Linked DNA regions of Homo sapiens: region 2 is linked to region 1. The links are chromatin contacts, found by Hi-C or POLR2A ChIA-PET in ENCODE. All regions are on one chromosome and are shown on one strand. The core of a region is the stretch at or near the end of the contact, and the rest is flanking DNA. Distances in the headings are between cores, read along the strand shown. Region 1 overlaps TMPRSS7 (transmembrane serine protease 7). Region 2 holds the start of CD200 (CD200 molecule).

The links. Hi-C counts contacts between places; a loop is a spot of excess contacts on that map. ChIA-PET counts read pairs that join two places held with the same protein, here RNA polymerase II (POLR2A). Pooled maps may share reads with other maps.
Region 2: a pooled map shows a loop between it and region 1 (3-fold over the local background). The contact joins the promoter of CD200 here to the enhancer-like site in region 1. A Hi-C loop is called at or near these places in 2 of 50 pooled maps. POLR2A ChIA-PET finds 5 or more read pairs at or near these places in 3 of 52 experiments (CD4-positive, alpha-beta T cell, PC-9 and activated CD4-positive, alpha-beta T cell).

The regions. Positions count from the first base shown.
Region 1 is chr3:112,070,602-112,075,635 of GRCh38, reverse strand. TMPRSS7 (transmembrane serine protease 7) reads right to left here. Exons shown (of 18, transcript NM_001395507.1): 14 at 1,224-1,340; 15 at 144-315. Among named protein-coding and RNA genes, the nearest start is that of C3orf52, 13 kb to the left of the region's middle. Within about 2 kb of position 2,940, at least 2 of the 41 ENCODE cell types and tissues checked have a DNase peak (open chromatin) inside an H3K27ac peak, as active enhancers do.
Region 2 is chr3:112,330,723-112,335,756 of GRCh38, reverse strand. It overlaps CD200 (CD200 molecule), which reads right to left and starts at 2,601. Exons shown (of 6, transcript NM_005944.7): 1 at 2,533-2,601. The coding sequence starts at 2,544. LOC105374042 (a long non-coding RNA gene) reads right to left here. Exons shown (of 5, transcript NR_147411.1): 5 at 3,003-3,571. RefSeq lists enhancers at 1-523, 1,020-1,976, 1,977-2,934.

The sequences.
Region 1 (5,034 bases), core at 1,691-4,190:
CACACACGTGGGATCCAAAAAATGAAAGTGCAATTGAATTGATTGAATGTCCCCAACAGGGATCTGCTTCCCACAATTTGAGGGCAGATATATTGTCTATGGCCACAGAGTGCCACTTGAAAGTAAGGACCGTGAGGCCCTACCTGTTTCCATGAAAACAGTGGGCTGCAGAAAGAAGCCACTCCCTGGAGATGACTGAGGCACCACAGTAGGCAGATCCAACAAAGTGGAGGCTGACCTGCCACGGCCAACCCCCCTCCAGGGTGTCTGTGCCTCCGATGATGCGGTGAAGGGCGGAGGAACTCCTGCTGCAGGCTTTGGTGGAGAAAGGGCATGTGATTTAAAGGTAGACTTGGAAGAAAAACTAGAAGTTAAGCCAGTTTTAGTGCTGGCTGGGAACTGACTCACTAGGTAGCAATTTGAAATCTCCTTATCTAGAGGACAGAGAACATGTGAGTCTGTCTGAAACCAATACAAACAAACCACTCCCTCCTTCCTGAAGCATGCCCTGACACAGTCTCTATACCACAACGCAGATGAGAGGAGGAGGGGGACCTGCTGTAACAGCTGAACTGACACAAACAGCTGCCTATGGATTTAGATTGTCAGGTAAAGAGGAATGTAAATGAATTGAGAATTTCTTTGAAGTTGTGCTGATGTGACAGAAAGGATTGGGGAAAAGATTTATAAGACCTGGACAAATGAAAACCTACAGGGAAAACTAGTTATCAGAGCAATTGTTTGCTAGTGTAAATAGTATTGGTAAAGATGTATAATTTACATGTTGCCACATGGCCAAGTAGTAGCCACATGACTAATAGGAGCATGTGGGAGATTAGTTATTGAGTCAGGCCTAAAGAAACAGCACTTGATATTGTTAGTAACATAAGGCATTAACAGGTCATCCACTGCGTTCCAGTTTCTATTTATTTTCTCACAAGGTTTTTATTTAAGATCTTCTCCCTTGATTAAAATTATTAAAAAGTGAAAGTTCTCATTTTAAAAATTTAATTCATTAATGCTGTTATCAAGAAGACAGAATCCATTCCAGAGTTTTTATTTCTGAGAAACAATTTCAGACTCAGTTTGTCAATAGTTACTATTCTTGTTTTGGCTATGGCAACCTCGATCAAGGGAAATACACCAAGAAGGGAATGAAAATATAACAAACAGGTAAACTGAAGAGGGAATACAGGAACCCAAAGGAATGAATTTCTACTTACTGCAGCCTTCTTCATCACTTCCATCTGGACAATCCACTGTCCCATCACATTTTGCATTTTGTTTCCTAAAGCAAATATCATTGCCACACTTAAAAGTTCTGTTGTTGCATGGAATACCTAACAATGGACAAAAGAAGAAACAGCTTTCCTTAGCCAGAAACAAACTTGAGTGAATGAGATTTGAATGAATAACTCCAAACCCCATAAAAAATGGTTTAATCACAGGATTGGTATTTGCTGCTCTGGGATAAATGGCAGAGAGAAGAGAAGCAACCTCACAGTGATCCATTTCTTCACCTAAGAAAAGCCATTTGAACGCTGGCAGGCATATTTGTTGAGAATCAATCCAACCACCTCTTCTTTCTCCCATAGCAGGTGAGACATGAAGAAGTGCGACATATCAGTGGCTTTAGGCTGCAGCCTCTTTGCTATTACCTTCTCTTATTCTCCAAGAAAACTTTTGAGCAAAAATCACAGCCATGCTCAGTTATTTTATATCAGTAGGAGGCAAAATGGACAGACTTGTGAATTACAACACATTTGTTCACAACCTTGGAGGTTTGTTTCTTCAAGGGTGAGAGTGGAACGTGTTCCATTCCAGTATTTGGCAAGTTCCTCTACATCAGGTCCTCTGTATCCTACAATCCTGAGCATCATTAAAAGCAAGTAAGCAATAAGAAACTGCCAGTATTACAAAAGAAACTACCATCAGAGTGAACAGGCAACCTACAGAATGGGAGAAAATTTTTGCAATCTACACATCTGACAAAGGGCTAATCTCCAGAATCTACAAAGAACTCAAACAAATTTACAAGAAAAAAACAGACAACCCCATCAAAAAGTGGGCAAAGGATATGAACAGACACTTCTCAAAAGAAGACATTTATGCAGCCAACAGACACATGAAAAAATGCTCATCATCACTGGTCATCAGAGAAATGCAAATCAAAACCACAATGAGATACCGTCTCACCGCAGTTAGAATGGTGATCATTAAAAAGTCTAGAAAAGGCCAGGCGCGTAATTACAGGTGGCTCCTGCCTGTAATCCCAGCACTTTGGGAGGCTGAGGCGGGTGGATTGCCTGAGGTCAGGAGTTCGAGATCAGTGTGGCCAACATGGTGAAACCCCATCTCTACTAAAAATACAAAAAAAATAGCTGGGCATGGTGGTGTGCACCAGTAATCCCAGCTACTCGGGAGGCTGAGGCAGGGGAATTGCTTGAACCCGGGAGGTGGAAGTTGCAGTGAGCCCAGACTGTGCCACTGCACTCCAGCCTGGGCAACAGAGCAAGATTCTGTCTCAAAAAAAAAAAAAAAAAAAAGTCAGGAAACAACAGATGCTGGAGAGGACATGGAGAAATAGGGACACTTTTACACTGTTGGCGGGAGTGTAAATTAGTTCAACCATTGTGCAAGATGGTATGGTGATTCCTCAGGGATCTAGAACTAGAAATACCATTTGACCCAGCAATCCCATTACTGGGTATATACCCAAAGGATTATAAATCTTGCTACTATAAAGACACATGCACACGTATGTCTATTGCAGCACTATTCACAATAGCAAAGATTTGGAACCAACCCAAATGTCCATAAATGATAGACTGGATTAAGCAAATGTGGCACATATGCCTGGCTTGGCAGGTCCCACGTCCACAGAGCCTTGTTCACTGCTAGCGCAGCAGTCTGAGATCCAACTGCCAGGCGGCAGCCTGGCTGAGGGAGGGGCGTCCGCCATTGCTGAGGCTTGAGTAGGTAAACAAAGCAGCCAGGAAGCTCAAACTGGGTGGAGCCCACTGCAGCTCAGCAAGGCCTACTGCCCCTATAGACTCCACCTCTGTGGGCAGGGCATAGCTGAACCAAAGGCAGCAGACAACTTCTGAAGACTTAAACGTTCCACTCTGACAGCTCTAAAGAGAGCAGTGCTTCTCCTGGCATGGCATTTGAGCTCTAAGAACAGACAGACTGCCTCCTCAAGTGGGTCCCTGACCCCTGTGTAGCCTAACTGGGAGACACCTCCCAGTAGGGGCCAAGAGACACCTCATATAGGCGGGTGCCCCTCTGGGACGAAGCTTCCAGAGGAAGGATCAGGCAGCAATATTTGCTGCTCTGCAATATTTGCTGTTCTGCAGCCTCCACTGGTGATACCCAGGAAAACAGCATCTGGAGTAGACCTCTAGCAAACTCCAACAGACCTGCAGCTGAGGGACCTGACTGTTAGAAGCAAAACTAACAAACAGAAAGGAACAGCATCAACATCAACAAAAGGGACATCTACACCAAAACCCCATCTGTAAGTCACCAACATCAAAGACCGAAGGTAGATAAAACCACAAAGATGGGGAGAAACCAGAGCAGAAAAGCTGAAAATTCTAAAAACCAGAGCGCCTCTTCTCCTTCAAAGGAATGCAGCTCCTCACCAGCAACGGAACAAAGCTGGAGGAGAATTACTTTGACAAGTTGACAGAAGTAGGCTTCAGAAGGTAGGTAATAACAAACTTCGCTGAGCTAAAGGAGATGTTCAAACCCATCACAAGGAAGCTAAAAACCTTGAAAAAAGATTAGACAAATGGCTAACTAGAATAAACAGTGTAGAAAAGACCTTAAATGACCTGATGGAGCTGAAAACTATGGCACGAGAACTACGTGACACATGCACAAGCTTCAGTAGCTGATTCCATCAAGTGGAAGAAAGGGTATCAGTGACTGAAGATCAAATTAATGAAATGAAGTGAGAAAAGAAGTTTAGAGAAGAAAGAGTAAAAAGAAATGAACAAGGTCTCCAAGAAATATGCGACTATGTGAAAGGACCAAATCTACATTTGATTGGTGTACCTGAAAGTGATGGGGAGAATGGAACCAAGTTGGAAAACACTCTGCAGGATATTATCCATGAGAACTTCCCCAACCTTACATGGCAGGCCAACATTCAAATTCAGGAAATACAGAGAACACCACAAAGATACTCCTTGAAAAGAGCAACCCCAAGACACATAATTGTCAGATTTGCCAAGGTTGAAATGAAGGAAAAAATGTTAAGGGCAGCCAAAGACAAAGGTCAGGTTACCCACAAAGGGAAGCCCATCAAACTAACAGCGGATCTCTCGGCAGAAACCCTACAAGCCAGAAAAGAATGGGGGCCAATATTCAACATTCTTAAAGAAAAGAATTTTCAACCCAGAATTTCATATCCAGCCAAACTAAGCTTCATAAGTGAAGGAGAAATAAAATCCTTTACAGACAAGCAAATGCTGAGAGATTTTGTCACCACTAGGCCTGCCTTACAAGAGCTCCTGAAGGAAGCACTAAACATGGAAAGGGACAACTGGTACCAGCCACTGCAAAAACATGTCAAATTGTAAAGGTCATCGATGCTATGAAGAAATTGCATCAACTAACGGGCAAAATGACCAGCTAACATCATAATGACAGGATAAAATTCACACATAACAATATTAACCTTAAATGTAAATGGGCTAAATGCCCCAGTTAAAAGACACAGACTGGCAAACTGGATAAAGAATGACAAGTTAACAGGTGCAGCACACCAACATGGCACATGTATACATATGTAACAAACCTGCACGTTGTGCACACGCACCCTAGAACTTAAAGTATAATAATAATAATAATAAAAGAGTCAAGACCCATCAGTGTGCTGTATTCAGGAGACCCATCTCATGTACAGAGACAGACATAGGCTCAAAATAAAGGGTTGGAGGAAGATCTACCAAGCAAATGAAAAGCAAAAAAAAGCAGAGGTTGCAATCCTAGTTTCTAATAAAACAGACATTAAACCAACAAAGATCA
Region 2 (5,034 bases), core at 1,352-3,851, 260 kb before region 1:
TAACTGCCAGAGACAAGGAGTCTCCATCACTATCTCCATCACAGTATTCCTGATGGATCTTTCAGGATAGATGTCCTGGAAGGAATGATGTCTCGCCGCCCTGTGGCCTATCCCAAGTGCTGCCACATACCTGAGTGTCTTCTTGTCTTCAGCTAGAGAGAACCAATCACTTAGACTCTCATCCTGGACCCCATGCAGTGGCATCATAGTACACAGTAATACTGATCTTTGTGATGTAAGTTGCTTTTTCCTTACATCTCTAAGGCTACAGAGAATTCAAGATTATATCATCTGAAGGTGCCATTAGGACAAATTATTCTTTGCAGATATATTTTATTATTCGATACCCAAGCATACCATAAGCATGCTATCCCTTCCTTGTGACTTCTCTTCCTGTCTTCATAGGTCTAAGACTAATAACATAGTCACTGCTCTTTGAGAAACCCAAGATGGTTCAGCTGCCTGAATACATACAGCCTACAAAGATCTGCTCACCCTGCCCATCCACTGCTGGGTATTATACTCACAAAGGCTTTGGTTTTGAAGTGAAAAAAAATATATAACTCGATAATTTTCTCAGTATTACTGAGACTGTTCCATCCTATCTAATTATCTAGGAAAGTCAGAAAAAATCAGGCCAAATATTTCCTCAGGCTCCATTGCCAGTGCCCACCCAACACATTTTGTTTTATTTTCAGCTAAGGCAATTGTGGAGACAGATACTGGCATTCCAATTCTATGTGATATTTTTTAAACCATTAGGCTTCTCTGACGTGGAAATCCAGGCTCTACCAGAGGCCATGATGAAGAATGCAGAATGGACAAGCTCTCATAGAGAAAATCTGTGTTTTAGGACAAGAGAGAAAGCAGATACATACCAAACCATATATTGTGGACTGGGAGCCAGCAATGTTAAGAAACAAAACACAGTGATTGAGGCAAAGGAAATCAGAAGGAAAGCCTTACTCTTAAATAGATACGTATTTTTATTTTACAGGTTTTTTTTTTCCTCGAGTCTGTGCAGAATAACTGAAAATACGACCAATCTGAAAACAACAGTATTTATATGTTTACAGGGAGGTGACCGGGGCTAAAACAAATACTAGATTTGTGAGCAAAAGAAATCATTTTACCTCTCTGAGACTCCGGAAAAGTAATAGTACCAATCTAATGGTTAAAAAGACTAAATGAAGTAGTATATAAAGCTCCTAGAATACTGCCAGTAGAAATAAGCACTAAATAAATGTTGCTCTTATCTCACATAGTTATTATGAGAATTAGGCAATTAAAGCACTTAGTATAGAGCCTAGGTTATAGTAAATGCCAATACGTGTTAGGTAGCTAAAAAAATTAATCGATCAAATCATATAGGGGGAACTACAGTCCTGAAAACAAAGAAGCCCACTTATAACCCTTGCCATGCAGTCCAGGGTTCACAAAAACCTGGGTCTTACCAGACAGCTGCCCACCTGGTAGCTATATTGCCCCTATTCATGCCTCTTCCTCAGCAAGTTTCTATGTCCAAATCCACATTACCCCACATGTAGTCACAAGGACTTGGAAATATCAGCCTTTCCGCCTGTTTATGTGTAAAACGAGGTAATAATTCATTTTTAGAAGGATAGTTACAAAGAAGATTAACAGCATCTAGCTTGCAGTAGACCGTAGCTCACAGACCACCATTCTCCTTTGTTAAGAAAGACAGTGAAATCATTGGCTATGTGGTCTTGCCAACAAACCATACATGAAAAAATTATCTTGAGGCATTCACTGTATTTGGATTCTTATACCAATACCATTGTATTTGGATTTCATATACCAATGGGATATATGAAAACCTTCTCCGTTTTTTGTCTTGTAAGCTGGTTCCGAATAAACAAAATGTCTGTTTCTCTAGATACCCGGGGTTAACCCTTCAAAGCATTATGATCACAGAGCATTTCAGCTCTCTCAAGTGTAGCTTCAGCTTTAACTGATCCTTCATGGCTTCCCCCAGGCAAGGGCTAGGAGGGAGAAAGGGGCTGCATAACAAAGAGGAGACGCAGGAGCTCTCCCGGAGAAAGCGAGCCTGGAAATCTGTATCTCCGCCGCAGCTTTTGGTGCCAATATGGAACCAATACAGCATTTCTCTTTCCCTTTTGGGGGCAGTTTAAAATAGGCTGTGCCTCCCCAGTTTTGGGAGCTGGAGCCAGTGAGCCGAGCCGAGCCTGCCCGGAGGATGCGCCAGCTTCGTCAGCGCGGATCAAGAGCCCCCGGAGCCCCGGCCTGGTGCATCTTTTTTTCAGGCAATTGGAATGGAGAATCTGGACGCCAGCAGCTGCCTGTAAACCACCCTTTGGAAGGCAAAATCCGTTTCTCAGCAAGAGAAAGCGCTTAGAGAAAAGCGCTGCCATCAACACCGCTGATCTAGTCCCCGGACCAGATTGTGGCAAGAGCCGAAGCTCCGCGCCTTCCACTCGCCGCCCGCCCCAGGGCCACCGGCTCAACATCGCCTGCCCTGCGCCCTCCTTCCCAAGCCCCGGCCCCGCTCACCAGCCTCTCCATCCTTGCTCCTGGAGGCGCGCGCGAGGTGGCTGACTGCGGATGTGCGCCTGGAGCTCTGCTAGGCAGGCGGGAGGAGCGTCACCTGTGCCCCTGCCGCACCTCCCGCCTCTTCCTCCTCGCTAGCCCCCTTCTCCCACTCCGTTTTCCCCACGCCCTCACAGGAGCGGAGGCTGTCTGTGTGGGGGGAATTAAATGATGTTTATATTCAGCTTTGTCTATTTTCAGACATTTTTCCCTTTTCAAAGGTGACCGCTGGGGAAACTGACAAAGTGTTTGGAAAAAAAAAATCATTTTTTTTTTTCCATTTTCCTGCTACCTGGACTGAGAAAGGAAATGAGGTGGGAGGTTGTGGAGATCAGTTGTTGACCTGTTAGCTCTTGATGTAGTGGCAAAGGATTCAAGCTGAATTTAACCAATGGACTTTTTTTTTTTTTTAAAGAAAAAACTTACATTTATTATTTTTAAATCCAGATTCAAATTATATATTTAAGCAATTCCGTAATGATTTCACCTTTCATGATGTGATCAATTCTTTGGTGAAGAGTTTCCTTCCACTTGCATTAATGATGAGGATTCTTTTTTCCCTTCTCCTTCTCCTTCTTCTCCTTCTTCTTCTTCTTGAGACGGAGTCTCGCTCTGTGGTCCAGGCTGGAGTGCAGTGGCGCTATCTTGGCTCACTACAAGCTCCGCCTCCCGGGTTCCCGCCATTCTCCTGCCTCAGCCTCCCGAGTAGCTGGGACTACAGACGCCCGCCACCATGCCCGGCTAATTTTTTGTATTTTTAGTAGAGACGGGGTTTCACCATGTTAGCCAGGATGGTCTCGGTCTCTTGACCTCGTGATCCGCCCGCCTCGGCCTCCCAAAATGCTGGGATTACAGGCGTGAGCCACTGCGCCCGGCCCTCCTCCTCCTCTTCCTCCTTCTCCGTCTCCTTCTCCTTCTCCTTCTCCTCCTTCTCCTTCTCCTCCTCCCCCTCCCCCTCCTCCTCCTCCTTCGTCTTCTTCTTCTTGTTCCAGAGTTCTTGGCTCTTAAAAAAAAAAAAAAAAGGACAAAGAAATCATCAAGTGTTCACCTCCTGAAGGCTTTTGTGTTTTACTACTACCACCCTCTCATAAGGAGCTGGGACAAAGCTTTGGGGTTTTGTTTTTGCTTCTTTTTACAGACAAAGTCTCGCTCTGTTGTCCAAGCTGGAATGCAGTGGTGCGATCATAACTCACTCCTGGGCTCAAGGGATCCTCTCACCTCAGCCTCTAGAGTAGCTAGAATGATAGTTGTGCAGCCACTATGTCCAGCTTTTTTTTTTTTTCCAGACACGGGGTCTTGTGTTGCCCAGGCTGGCCTGAAATTCCTAGCCTCAAATGCTCCTTCTACCTTTGCCTCCCAAAGCAGTGGGATTACAGGCATGAACCACTGCACCTGACCTATTCTCCCACTTCTTTTTTTGGGGGGGGGGCGGTGGGAGACGGGGGCGGAGTCTCGCTCTGTCGTCCAGGCTGGAGTGCAGTGGCGCGATCTCGGCTCACTGCAAGCTCTGCCTCCTGGGTTCACGCCATTCTCCTGCCTCAGCCTCCGAAGTAGCTGGGACTACAGGCGCCCGCCACCACGCCCGGCTAATTTTTTTTGTATTTTTAGTAGAGACGGGGTTTCACCGTTTAGCCAGGATGGTCTCGATCTCCTGACTTCATGATTCGCCCGTCTCAGCCTCCCAAAGTTGTGGGAATTACAGGCGTGAGCCACCGCGCCCGGCCCCTATTCTCCTACTTCTAACACCATAGACTAGGCTCACCTGATTTTGAATTTTATATGAATGGCATCGTAGCATATGTCTTCACTTGTTTCTGGGTTTTTTACTCAACAGTAGATTTTAAAAATCCATCCATGTTATTGCCTGTAGTGTGGCTTATTCATTCTCACTGATGTATAGTATCCTATTCTGTAAATACTGTCTATTACAATTTATTTATCTATTCTTCTATTAATTAACATTTCTTTGTTTTTCAAATTGGAAGCATTTTTCATAGTGGTGCTATAAACATTCTTATACCTGTCTTTTCACAAGCATATGTACATCATTCTATTACATTTATTTTTCCCATATATTTTCCTATCACTTTATTTTTAACCTTCCTCTATTAGAGAAATATTAACTGCACACTTGGAAAAAAAATTCTCCCACCTTGGCCTCCCAAACTACTGGGATTACAGTTGTGAGCCACTGCACCCGGCCTTAACCTATTTGTATGTTGTAATTACTGATATAATAGGACTTTTAATTTTTTTATATTTTATTTTAGTATATTTTCTTCTGTCTTATCTTTCATTAAGCTAAATATTATCTTGCTACATTAAGAGTTATATTTTATTATTCTGCTGTTTTCTCCTAACTTACTAAGGACAATGCATATATTTATTTTTTTAAGTCAATTTCTTAAATTTCCCAACACGTATACCTTAGCATAATTCTCCTCACCTCTCATAATCTTATTTTCT